Regions from separate parts of the Homo sapiens genome. Here all the other regions are linked to region 2. The links are chromatin contacts, found by Hi-C or POLR2A ChIA-PET in ENCODE. All regions are on one chromosome and are shown on one strand. Each heading gives the region's core, a stretch centred on a gene start or an enhancer-like site at or near the end of the contact. The rest is flanking DNA. Distances are from core to core; before and after follow the strand shown. Region 1 holds the start of SLC9A4 (solute carrier family 9 member A4). Region 2 holds the start of SLC67A2 (solute carrier family 67 member 2). Region 3 holds the start of IL18R1 (interleukin 18 receptor 1).

Evidence for each region. Hi-C counts contacts between places; a loop is a spot of excess contacts on that map. ChIA-PET counts read pairs that join two places held with the same protein, here RNA polymerase II (POLR2A). Pooled maps may share reads with other maps.
Region 1: a pooled map shows a loop between it and region 2 (3-fold over the local background). The contact joins the promoter of SLC9A4 here to the promoter of SLC67A2 in region 2. A Hi-C loop is called at or near these places in 3 of 50 pooled maps.
Region 3: a map with no recorded cell type shows a loop between it and region 2 (4-fold over the local background). The contact joins the promoter of IL18R1 here to the promoter of SLC67A2 in region 2. A Hi-C loop is called at or near these places in 1 of 37 single-sample maps with no recorded cell type and 7 of 50 pooled maps. POLR2A ChIA-PET finds 5 or more read pairs at or near these places in 1 of 52 experiments (Panc1).

The regions. Positions count from the first base shown.
Region 1 is chr2:102,471,580-102,475,378 of GRCh38, forward strand. SLC9A4 (solute carrier family 9 member A4) reads left to right here and starts at 1,647. Exons shown (of 12, transcript NM_001011552.4): 1 at 1,647-2,436. The coding sequence starts at 2,181.
Region 2 is chr2:102,734,634-102,738,568 of GRCh38, forward strand. SLC67A2 (solute carrier family 67 member 2) reads right to left here and starts at 2,255. Exons shown (of 6, transcript NM_032718.5): 1 at 2,013-2,255. The coding sequence starts at 2,177. It also overlaps a transcript of TMEM182 not described here. RefSeq lists a silencer at 2,162-2,371.
Region 3 is chr2:102,354,170-102,358,028 of GRCh38, forward strand. IL18R1 (interleukin 18 receptor 1) reads left to right here and starts at 1,627. Exons shown (of 11, transcript NM_003855.5): 1 at 1,627-2,231. RefSeq lists an enhancer at 1,396-1,897 and silencers at 1,492-1,601, 1,622-1,681.

The DNA of each region.
Region 1 (3,799 bases), core at 397-2,896, 260 kb before region 2:
TCAAGTTGTTCTCTTACCATCCTCCCAAGATTGGCATTTTTACTCTGAGAGGGACTGGACTATCAGCCATCAGGTGATCATAAGGCTAAACGGGTTGCCATATACTCACAAAATTTGGAATTTTAGAGCAGGAAAGGGTTACCAGGTATGGACAGCATCTTTATTTTATAGATGAGAAAACTATAAAGGCTCAAACTATAAGGCTCAAACAGGTAATTTTCCAAAGCCAATCAGATAACTAATGTCTGAGTACATAAGTCTTTTGATTCTTCATTTTGGTCTTTCCACAAGGCACTATGTGAGACTTGCTCCCTCATTTCTTTTTAGAAAGAAAAGTACAATAAAATGCAAATAAAAATAAAACACCTATTATAAAGCAGCTTTCTATTAAAGGATATTCATATATTCTTTGAGAAAAAATAATCGACTCAATATGTGTACCCTTCTTGTAGTCCACCTGATAGTCTCATTTCAGTGACTGAATCTAATCTATTCTGGAGTCAAACTGAAGGAAAAAGAAAAAATATTCATATGTGAACTTTTAATTCTATTGCCTCACTATGAATTTGCATCTAGGTGTTAGCCCTTCTCAACCATTCCTTTCTCAATTTCCCAGTGATGTTAGCTGAGTGTGTGTGTGTGTGTGTGTGTGTGTGTGTGTGTGTGTGTGTGTGTGTTGGCTGGGGGGAAATCCCCTGCACTCACTAATATGAACTAAGAAAAAACAAAACACAAAGCATCTTGCAGTTTGATGTAAAAGAGATGTTGGGGTAGTATATGGATGATGTATTATTCTCATTTTTTACTGAGTATCAGTAATCATTGCAAAAGTGTTGTATCTTATCCTAAAAGTATAAGAAATGTAATTTAAAATAAAAACTAACATTTAAGTGCCAACTACATGCCAAATTCTTTACTTGCTTTATCTCATTTAATGTTCCTAGCTACTCAATGAGGCAGATATTTTCCTCTCTGTTTCAGATAAGGAATTTCTGAAAGGTAATTAACTTCACCAAGGTCACCTGGCAACAAGTAGAAGAGCGAGAAGTAGGCTCATAAAAATTATCTCAAAATTCTTTCATCAACATTCTATGATGCTGCTTCTTTTTAACAACAACAAATGTTTTTTAAATGGAAAATCTGGATGTGCCATGGAGTTTTACAAATCCAGGTATTTAGGTGTATTTATGGAACTTGTTCTTTGGCTTCCTGTTTTTTAAAAATTATAGTGTAAAGTTCATAGAGATCTGGAACTTCATTCCTTCTATGAATGACTGCTCATGGAGTCTGGTAACATGCAAAAGTTTCAGTGTTTGCTACCATCCTTGTTGTTACCACCTCCTTCTTATCCTCCTTCTTCCTCATGTATAGAGACCATATAAGACAGTTTGCTGGACAATTCTGGTTTGTGCCTATAGCTTTGCATAATTATCATTATTATTCATTCCCCAAAGTGTCCTGGTTTAGATAATTTCATGGTCACCTTAACGTTCATAACTGAAAGTGTCAAGGGTGTTGTATTGCAGGTGCCCACTAGGTGTCAGCAGTGTGACCTCCAGAGAACCCTCAGAGAAAGGATTTCATTACAAAAGTCAAATCAAAGCAAATAATTAAGTGTAGTTCCAGAGCTACCTGAAGCCGTGGTCATTCAAAACAAATGAGAGGACAGGGGGAGGAGAGAAGGAACAAGCGCAGATCAGGTAGCTCCTTCTTGGGATCTGATAGACAGGGAAGGTTTCCTTTCCTCATTAGAAGGACTCCAGTGATCTGTGGAATGAGCACTACAGTATCCTTTTAAATTTTCACCCACAAGACAAAGCCAGTATGCAGTGAAATGAGGAAATGCCTTTAAGTGAAGAGATTTTTATTTCTTTCATAAATTGCTCAAGCCATGATTGGATGGAGGTCCTCCAGGTAGCTCCATGGACTTTAACAAGTCTATTGAATAACTGCATTTGAGTTGGAAGCTGAGTTGCCTGAACACAAACGATTTAAACCAGATTAGAAAGTGTCTACATACAGAGCTCAATAACACACTCGGAATCTTCTTGGGAGGACCCACAGACTGTACCTATATTACTTTTGACCCAGGTGGATGCAGTCACTCTCTAGAAGCCTCCCCGACTTCAGATGTGTGGCACACATCCACACAGGGGTGTAGGTAGGAGAAGCCCACAGGAATGGCTCTGCAGATGTTCGTGACTTACAGTCCTTGGAATTGTTTGCTACTGCTAGTGGCTCTTGAGTGTTCTGAAGCATCTTCTGATTTGAATGAATCTGCAAATTCCACTGCTCAGTATGCATCTAACGCTTGGTTTGCTGCTGCCAGCTCAGAGCCAGAGGAAGGGATATCTGTTTTTGAACTGGATTATGACTATGTGCAAATTCCTTATGAGGTCACTCTCTGGATACTTCTAGCATCCCTTGCAAAAATAGGTAAGTCCTTAAACACCTGGTTTGGTGAGTTATCTTTTTACATAAGATAGTGAATGTGAAAATGCCTTATAGATAACGGGCTAAGAGGATTTTAACTGTTACTGCTATTACATTAAAAATTCTCTTCCCTTCAGTCAAGGGAAAGTCATAACTGCATTTTACTAAGCTATTTAATACTTTGAGATTGCTCTTTGAAATTTGAGAGCATACTTCTGGGTACTGGGCTGTGTTGGTTTCTTCTCATTTCAGGGTGACAACCATGTGACATTGTTGACATGCAAAACTCTCAAATTCTATGCTTTAAAAATATAGAGAATAAAGCACGTAGACCTGGGCATGATGCAAGGTGGAAATTTCAGGAAACACATAATGTTTCTTCTGTAAAATATTCTTGGCTGTGTAATTGTGGGCTTCATCAATCACCCCATTGTTTATTCTTTAAAAGTAGCGTGTGCTTCTTGCAAATTGACAGAAAGCAAAAAACAAGAAAACCATAGGCAACTTGTATTACTCAGTGATGGGATGTCGGGGCATATAAGATTATATCTGTCAGTAAAATATTAGTTTATACCTACCAAGTGGGGCCAGTGAGGCACCTCTAATTTCCTTTGTGAAATAAAGTGAATCCAAGTTAATAGATTAAATTCCAATCAAGGGATCTTTGTGTCAAAAACCAAAGAGGTGGCTATACTCTGTGACTGTTTAATCCCTAACTGCTCCTCCTTATCTCTTTAAAACCAGCTTATTCTAAAGTGGAAAATTAATATAATTATCTCAAATGCTAAGCACAATGCCTCCTTTGCCTCAGCTATAAACTTTATGCTATTTGAGTATGTAGATTGCCTTATTGAGATAGAATCAATGAAACATTTTAATTCTCATTTATTTATATGTGTATGTTTTCTCTAGGATGGGTGTGTAATGTGGGTTGAGCCTTGAGGTCTGGCAGTTACCTTCTGTGTGCTCTGGCTATTCACTTAGCTCCCTCCCTGTGGGTGTGGGGACACTGGTATAGGTGTCCCCTTTAGACTCTCCTTTATAGTTGCTATTCATTTTGAGCTAGTAAAGTGTGAATATTAAATAGGAATGTTAGTTTGAAGAAGTCTTGTGCAATTTGCTTAGTGAATAAGTTACACAAAGGATCTTACTATATTTTTAAGAGGTATACAAGTAAAAATGGCTTTCCAAATGGATAACATTCTCAGTTCAGAACAGTCTAACATCTTTTGTGAAATCATATAGACACTGATTGTGTTCAAGGTGATCTTACTTGGTACTTGAGTTTTCCTTTTAAAACAATATGCTAGAGATTCTGTGTTCCCTGCTCCCCATTCCACAACCTGGCTTCCTCTTCACAGAAATG
Region 2 (3,935 bases), core at 1,005-3,504:
ATATATTTAATTGTTTACAATATTTTCCATTAAAAAAATCCCTACTCTTTCAACTTTTGGGAAACCATAAACTTTTCCCTTAAGATATGAGACACCTAATGGTTCTCTTGAATACATTATTAAAGTTATTAAAATTCTGTATCAGGCTTGCTAGATTAGACTTGCCAAATACACAGCATAAAGAAAACATATGATAAATTGTGAATATTCAAATCTGTATTGGAAGGCTGACCTTAACAAATGATCTGCGAATTGCTTTGTTTTATTCTAATACTAAAACTACTTTGAATTCTAAGTCAAATTCTCTGAACCCTAGTCTGGACTTTCCAGGTAAGGGCTCAAATGTTTTCATCTGGCTGAACCAGCCCAAGTCCCTTCTGAGACAGGACAGCAGTAGCTTGGGACCCATAACTAAAAAGGCTGGATGTCAGCCAACTCCTCTCCAAGAACCACCCATACTCACTGGTTGTGAATTCTAGGTGCCTAGACTGAAAAGTAGAAGAAGCATCCCCATGCTGAGAATGAACTACTAGATTAAAGGAATAGTGGTCAGAAGGAGTGCCAGTCTCTGAAGTTAAAGGCATGGAGCTGGAGGGTGGATCCTGCAATGGCCTAGAGGCAGAGAAATCCTCTCTAAAAAGCCGCCCTCCCTGAAGACCTTGTGTTTCTGGGCTTGCAGCAATTTGATGAACATGCTTTCATGGTGATCTTAACTATTAACTCAACATAGAGTTGCTACCAACTGAACGCCTTGCATGGAGGTGGTGGCATGGAGAGTGCATGAAACTGGGAGAAGTGGTGGTCTTGATCTGCATCTGGGCAGAAAACGATGACTCCCTGCCAGGGCCCAGTGCCATCAGATACTATCTTCAAGGCCTCAAAGGCAGCCTTCTCCCATTGACACTTATCGCAGCTTCCTTACCCTCAAGATACTGGATTAGCTCACACTCAGGGCTGAATCAGGCCTAGCCTTGGAAAGGGAGGAGTGCAGAGGTGGATCTAGGGTTCTTGCAGATAATGGCCCAGAAACTACCAACATCAGCTTACTTGTAAGACTGAATTCTTCTGTGGCAGAACTGTGGATTACAATAGTGAAGCTCCGCAGCACCTGCCACATGGCAGGTGTTCAGAAATGCCATGAATCAGCTTACTAAACTTTCCATTCTACGTGGGAAATTAGCACTCAGGGAGCAAACCAGGACACGCGCGCGCGCACACACACACACACACACACACGATGAAACCAAACCGCCATTGTGCAATGCACACCCTTTGTCCAAAGGTAGATGGGTACAATTCACTCTGATCTGCATTTTTAAACATTCAAGTCAACCGAGAGCTCTAGTGAAAATGCACCCAATTCTGTACAAGTGGGGTCATCAACAGCGGCTTCTCCAGCCTGGTCTGGTAAAAAAGCAAACCACAGGCACACACATCATGATGAAACCAAACCTACGCTGTGCAATGCGCAGTTTGTCGAAAGGCAGATGGGTAAAATTCACTCTGATCTGCATTTTTTAATATTTAAGTCAACCAAGAATCCTAGTGAAAATGTGCCTAAATCTGTCCAAGCGGGGTCAAGAGCGGCCTCCCCTGCCTGTTCTGGTAAAAAGGCTTGCGTGTCCCTACCTCACCAGCAGCCGCACAGCAGCTGGGCTTTTCCAAGCTTGCCCACACCCCTGTTCTCCGCCCTGCAAAAGCTGCACCTGCCACAGCATTTAACACCTGGTCACACCTGAGGTTGGTACCAGGGCTTCTCAAAAGGCAGGGAAGGGAAGACGTTCCGCGAACGGGGTGCAAGAGAAAGCGCGAGGGGCAATAAAGCAGTGTGGCCAGATGCAGACTGAAGTGGGTGATAGGGCAAGAGGAGAGCTTGATAGGTAGTGAGGCACTCACCAGGCGGACTGCGGGTTCCCACTCCCTGGGAGCTCCCCGGAAGCTCCAAGAACCGCCTGGGTCCCCAGGCCCGAACACAGTCAGCACTTGCTCCCAGCCCCCACGCTCGCACTCACCAAGAAGCCCACCAAGTAGAGACAGAGCAGGAAGCGGCGGGCTCCGACGGCACCGGAGTCGGCAGCCTCCGCCTCGGTTCCTGTCTTCTGCTCCTGTTTCCGCTCTGCGGTCTCCGAGACCAGCCTCGGGGCCGAGTTCATGTCCCAGTGACCCCCAAGCTCCATACCCGCGCCGGCCGGGGGTCGGACGCAGCAGCAGCCGCGGACCTACCCCGGGAGCCCAGCCCCGCCCCGAGCGGAAGCAGGAGGCGCGCGCCTGCGCAGAGAGAGGGGGCGGGTGCTACCTGGCAGCTCCGCGGGTGCGTGGCCGGTGCTGGCTGGGAGTTCTGGTCTCAGGCAAGGTGGGGACTGGGCACATCATCAATACGGTAAGCACACACCAGTTTGTGATGATAATGATGATGCTCTTTGTTTCCTCTGGGTACAGACCCTGCTGCCCCTATCGTTGGAGGACAGGAGGGAATTGTATTGAGCTTCACTTCCTCCTATGGAGTTGTGCTAGGAGGTGACCAACTCCAGCTTGAAGATCCACAGACCCTGGCCACCAGTTGGTTGTGACAGACCTAGGATACGTTAACGTGGCTCTCCAAGCTTTCGTTTGCCTATTTAAAAAGCAGTAGGAAATAATGTAGTCCAACTTCTAGAGGTGTGAGAATTCTACACATGCTTCTTAAGATCCTTTCTGGTGCAGTGCAATGTGAACAAACCATAGATGGTCTATGCCTGAGTTGAGATTACAGTCTCATGGAGTAAAAATAATAAGCACGCAGTAAATAAACATAAATAAAAATACTAAACATGCAATGAAAAAGCATAAAATAAGTAAAATAATATGGTGATAATATAAAGAAGCACGGTCTTGATGTGGAAAGTAATGAGGTGGGGAGTGAGCTACTTTAGAAAAGCAGTTTGGAGGAGGTGACATGTAAGCTGAGAAGAGTGGAAAGAAGATATGTGTGGCTGAAACTTCCTCATCAAACTGAGAGGTCAGCAGGAGTGCAGACCATTTAGGACCCAGAAGGCCATAACAGAGATTTGGGGTTTATTCTGAGTGCAGTGAAAGGAATTAAGTGAGTGCATGACACCAAAAGATGCCTTTAAATTACTTAGCAAAGCCCATGACACATGGTAAGTAATAAATGTTAACAATAGTGACTAGCCCCTCTTTTCTTTAGAACTTGTTATTTATTCCTCTTTCACTGTGGGATCAAGAAGACTCTGACATTTTACTGAGATTTTGCTCAAAATCTCAATTTACTTGTGTAGGTTGCTAATTCTGAGATCTGTTAAATTCAGTGTTGCAAAGTTTCTCATGGGAGGTGGCACTGAATAGGGAGAAGTGGAATACTGATACTTAGAATTAAGACATATAATTGAATCCAGGTGAAACTGTCAATCGTGAACCCCCAAGTTATTCTGAGACTCCTTTGCAGGAGAACTAGTTTGCTCTCCTATAGCTGAGGAAACTAGTCTTTTTGTGCTTGAAATTTTGTGAGTAACTCATCTGGGAAAGGCGCCTTGAAAGGGCTGCTCATGTTAACCCATTAAAACCACTCACTGTGGCTACTAAATACATAGCTAGGGTGAAATTTTAGCATGCTCTGGTGACAGGTACACATTATAACCTAGGAGGACATCTCATACACGCCAAAAGAATTGGAAGTCACGGCCAGGCGCGGTGGCTCACACCTGTAATCCCAGGACTTTGGGAAGCCAGGGTGGGCAGATCACAAGGTCAAGAGATCGAGACTATCCTGGCCAACATGGTGAAACCCTGTCTCTACTAAAAATACAAAAAATTTAGCTGGGCGTGGTGGTGCGCGCCTGTAGTCCCAGCTACTTGGGAGGCTGAGGCAGGAGAGCTTGAACCCGGGAGGCAGAGGTTGCAGTGAGCTGAGATCGCCCCACTGCACTCCAGCCTGG
Region 3 (3,859 bases), core at 377-2,876, 380 kb before region 2:
ATTGCCTTATTATAAATCCTCAAGTCAGTATAAGTCTCTCAACTTTGTTCATCTTTGTCAAGATTGCCCAGACAGGCCGGGCAGGTGGCTCACCCCTGTAATTTCAACACTTTGGGAGGCTGAAATGGGTGGATCACCTGAGGTCGAGAGTTCAAAACCAGCCTGACCAACACGGAGAAACCCTGTCTCTACTAAAAATACAAAAGTAGCCAGGCGTGATAGTGCATGCCTGTAATCCCAGCTACTCGGGCGGCTGAGGCAGGAGAATCGCTTGAACCCGGGAGGCGGAGGTTGCAGTGAGCCGAGATCGCGTCATTGCACTCACTCCAGCCTGGGCAAGAAGAGCAAAACTCCGTCTCTGTCCGGACAATCCTAGATTATTTGCATTTTCATATGAATTTTAGAAACAGCTTCTTAATTTCTTTGAAAAATTTTCCTGGGATTTGGATTGAATTGTATTAAATATATAGATTCTGTAATATATAGAGTCTAAAAATATACAGTGTGGAGAATAGATGTCTTAAGTCTTCCAATCCGTAAACGTGGTATATCCCTTTATTACTTAGATGTTTCATCTCTGTTAGCAATATTTTGTAGTTTTCACAGGAGATATCTCATATATTATCCAATGAATTTATACTTTGGTATTTTGATTTTTAAATGCTATGGTAAATGGCATTTTTAACAAACTTCACTTTTCAAGTTTCCATCTCTAATATATAGAATTGCTATTGATTTTTATATTCCATGATCTTGATAAACTTAATATTTCCAGTAGTTTTTTTTTTTGTAGATTTCAAAAGTTGGTCTACATATAATTATGCTCTCTGTTAAAACCAGTAGTTTTAATTCTTTCTTCTCAATCTTTATGCTTTCTAATTTTATTTTTATTTCTTCACTTGTTGCAAAGCAGTTGTCCCAGGTGGGAGCCAAAATCCTTATCTCATTACTAATCTTAGGAAAAAGTAAAATGTTTCACTATTATGAGGTCACCTGTAGGTTTCTTATAGATGTTCTTTATCAGATTAAGAAAGATCATTTCTACTCTCGGTTTTCTGATCGTTATTAATTCAGAAAGGGTGTTGAATTTTGCCAGATGCTTTTATTTGCATTTATTGAGATAATTACATATTTTTATTTATTATGTGGTGAATTATCTAAATTGGGTAAAAAGAATTAAAATCATTGTCCAATTGAACATTTTGCCTGTCGGCTATGGGTTTCCCTTTTCCTTTGGTTAAATAACAGTTCTGCCACAAAATAAAAATCTAGAAACACACATTCCCCTTTGGCCTCCTTAAAAAAAATTAAAACTTCAACAATTGCACCCCTCTCTATTACTTCCCTATAGTGAACTCCCATCCTTCTGGGAAAGCAAAAAGCCTGGGGCGCATTTGTGTACTTGAGACGCGGAGCCCCTCTCACCTTCGGCATCCCCCGGGGACCCCTCTTCCACCCTCAGCCCTCCCCTCCTCTTCCTCTGAAGAGCCGGGCGGCCGCTGCGGCCAGCGGTCCTCCCTCCTGGCATCCTCTGCTGTGAACCGCGGCCTGCAGGGTGCTTGCGAGCGGCCCGGGCGCGCCCCCTTCCGGCCCCGCAGGTCACCCGGCTACAGCCCGGGTTTTCCCGGGACCCGCGCCGCGCGGCTGGGCAGGAAGCGCCAGACGCCTGGGGCCCACGCCGTCCGCGGGAAAAGGGCAAGGCGCTGGGTTTTCCAGCAGCAACCTTTGGACCCCGCGATCCAGTAGCTCCGGTAACTCCACGCGGGGCGTCTGGGTGGAGGAGCCGGTCCTGGAGCACGGCTGCGAGGAGCACCCGGACCGGAGGGTCCCCAGACCGGGACCTCCGAGTCAGGGAGGATTCTACGCCAGGGAGCGCCCCAGACTGAGAGCGCCCCAGACCGCTACACTCCCGGACCCGGAGCTTCGCCCGACCGCGGGCAGTGCCCACCTGCAGCCTCCACCGGCCGGGGTTAGCAGCCAGGAGCTGCCAGACGCCTGACATTCTTCTTTCTGTTCCTACTTTTTTTCCTTCTTCTTCTTTTTTTTTTTTTTTGTAGCCCTCTCTGGGTGCCTTATCTCTTTAATCACACCTCTCTTTCACTTTCCACGGTAGTCAGGAGGCGGAGATCGCTGCTTCTCACCTACTTTCTGAACTTGGCCTCCGCAGTCGCGACCTGGCGTGAAGGAGGAGCTGCCGCCCCCGCCCCAGCCTCGGGGACGCCTCTCTGAAGGTAAGGGTGGGCTCCGCTGCCACCCGCATCCCCTCCCCACCCCCCAGAGGAAGGGAAGACCACCATCCGGGGAGGGATTCTCAAAACAAGATCAATTAAGAGAGAGAGAGAGATAGTGTGTGTGTGAATACGTGTGAATAATTGATGAGACAGCATCCTGTCTTTCTCTGAAAGTATAGTTTTAGAAATTAAGACATCCCCAATTATTTTCTGGAGAGGTGAGAACGACTGAAATAAATGATAACAATAGTTGTCATTTTTTAAGTGCTTACTGTGTGCCTGACACTGTAGAAAATTTTTAGATATCTTATTTTCACTTAATCCTCCTAAGGGCCACATGAAATAGGAACTATTATTATGCTTTAATAAAAGGGAGGAGGAATTCCGTCATTTACCCAAGAGTATCCAGCTACTAAGTAGTAGATCCCAGATCCACACCTACAGTTTTTCTGATTCCAGAGCCTTTGTCTTTTTTCTGCCCAGCCTTGGGAAGTTAAAATGCCCAGCACCTTGCATCGCAGTTATCAGACAAATTAATGAGGTGTCAATTGCAGCCAGATACAGAGATCCAAGATTATTGTATTCATTTCACTGACTTCCCTTGCTTCATTCTCAAGACCCTTTGCAAATACTGATTTTGTGTCATACACAGTGCTGCTATTGGGAGCACACCTCTCAACCTCAGGGCCTTGGATGGGCTAGGAGGGGTAAATTTGGGGAATTGGGTTTGTGCAGGTTCTGGGGACAGTGTTTTCCCTCTCCCTGCACAAATATACATCCAAAGGCTGAGAACTAAGGCTAAGGCCTAGGAATGTGGATTGAAAAGGCAGGGTCTAAATCCCAGCACTTGGGAGGCTGAGGTGGGCGGATCATGAGGTCAGGAGATCGAGACCATCCTGGCTAACATGGTGAAACCCCGTCTCTACTAAAAATACAGAAAATTAGCCAGGCATGGTGGCATGCATCTGTAATCCCAGCTACTCGGGAGGCTGAGGCAGGAGAATCCCTTGAACCTGGGAGGCAGAGGTTGCAGTGAGCAGAGATTGTGCCACTGCACTCCAGCCTGGGCGACAGAGTGAGACTCTATCTCAAAAAAAAAAAAGAAAAAAAAGAAAAGGCAGGGTCCCTGCCTTCAGGGACCTCACCAGAGAGTGGGAGCTAGTCCAGGAGTGATGGAAACACCTGCAGAGTGATGGAGACGGGCTTGGACATAGGCATGTGCCATTTGGGGCTGTTGCAGTTGGAGAGCTTCCTTGAGAAGGCAAATACTGAGCCAAGTTGAAAGGACTCTAGGGACCTGGCATCTGGGATAAGTGGGGAGGGTGGCCCAGGTAGCACAGGCATAGGCAGATTTGGGGGGAAGCATAAGGCTAACAACAGACACTTGTGTGACAAGGACTATGAGGTGGCATTGATTTTCTTGGCCTTACAGATGAGAAGCCAGATTCCACACAAATTATTTTGTTTGTTAGAGTTTAAGCGTGTGTGTGTGTGTGTATGTTATGCCCCAAGATCATTTTCTCCTCTTTGCATTTGGTTGTTTTATCATCTCACAGGCTGAGTAAAACGACTATGCATGGAACACTGTAGAAGAAAAATTATATTAAAAAAAAACTGGTGTTATGATT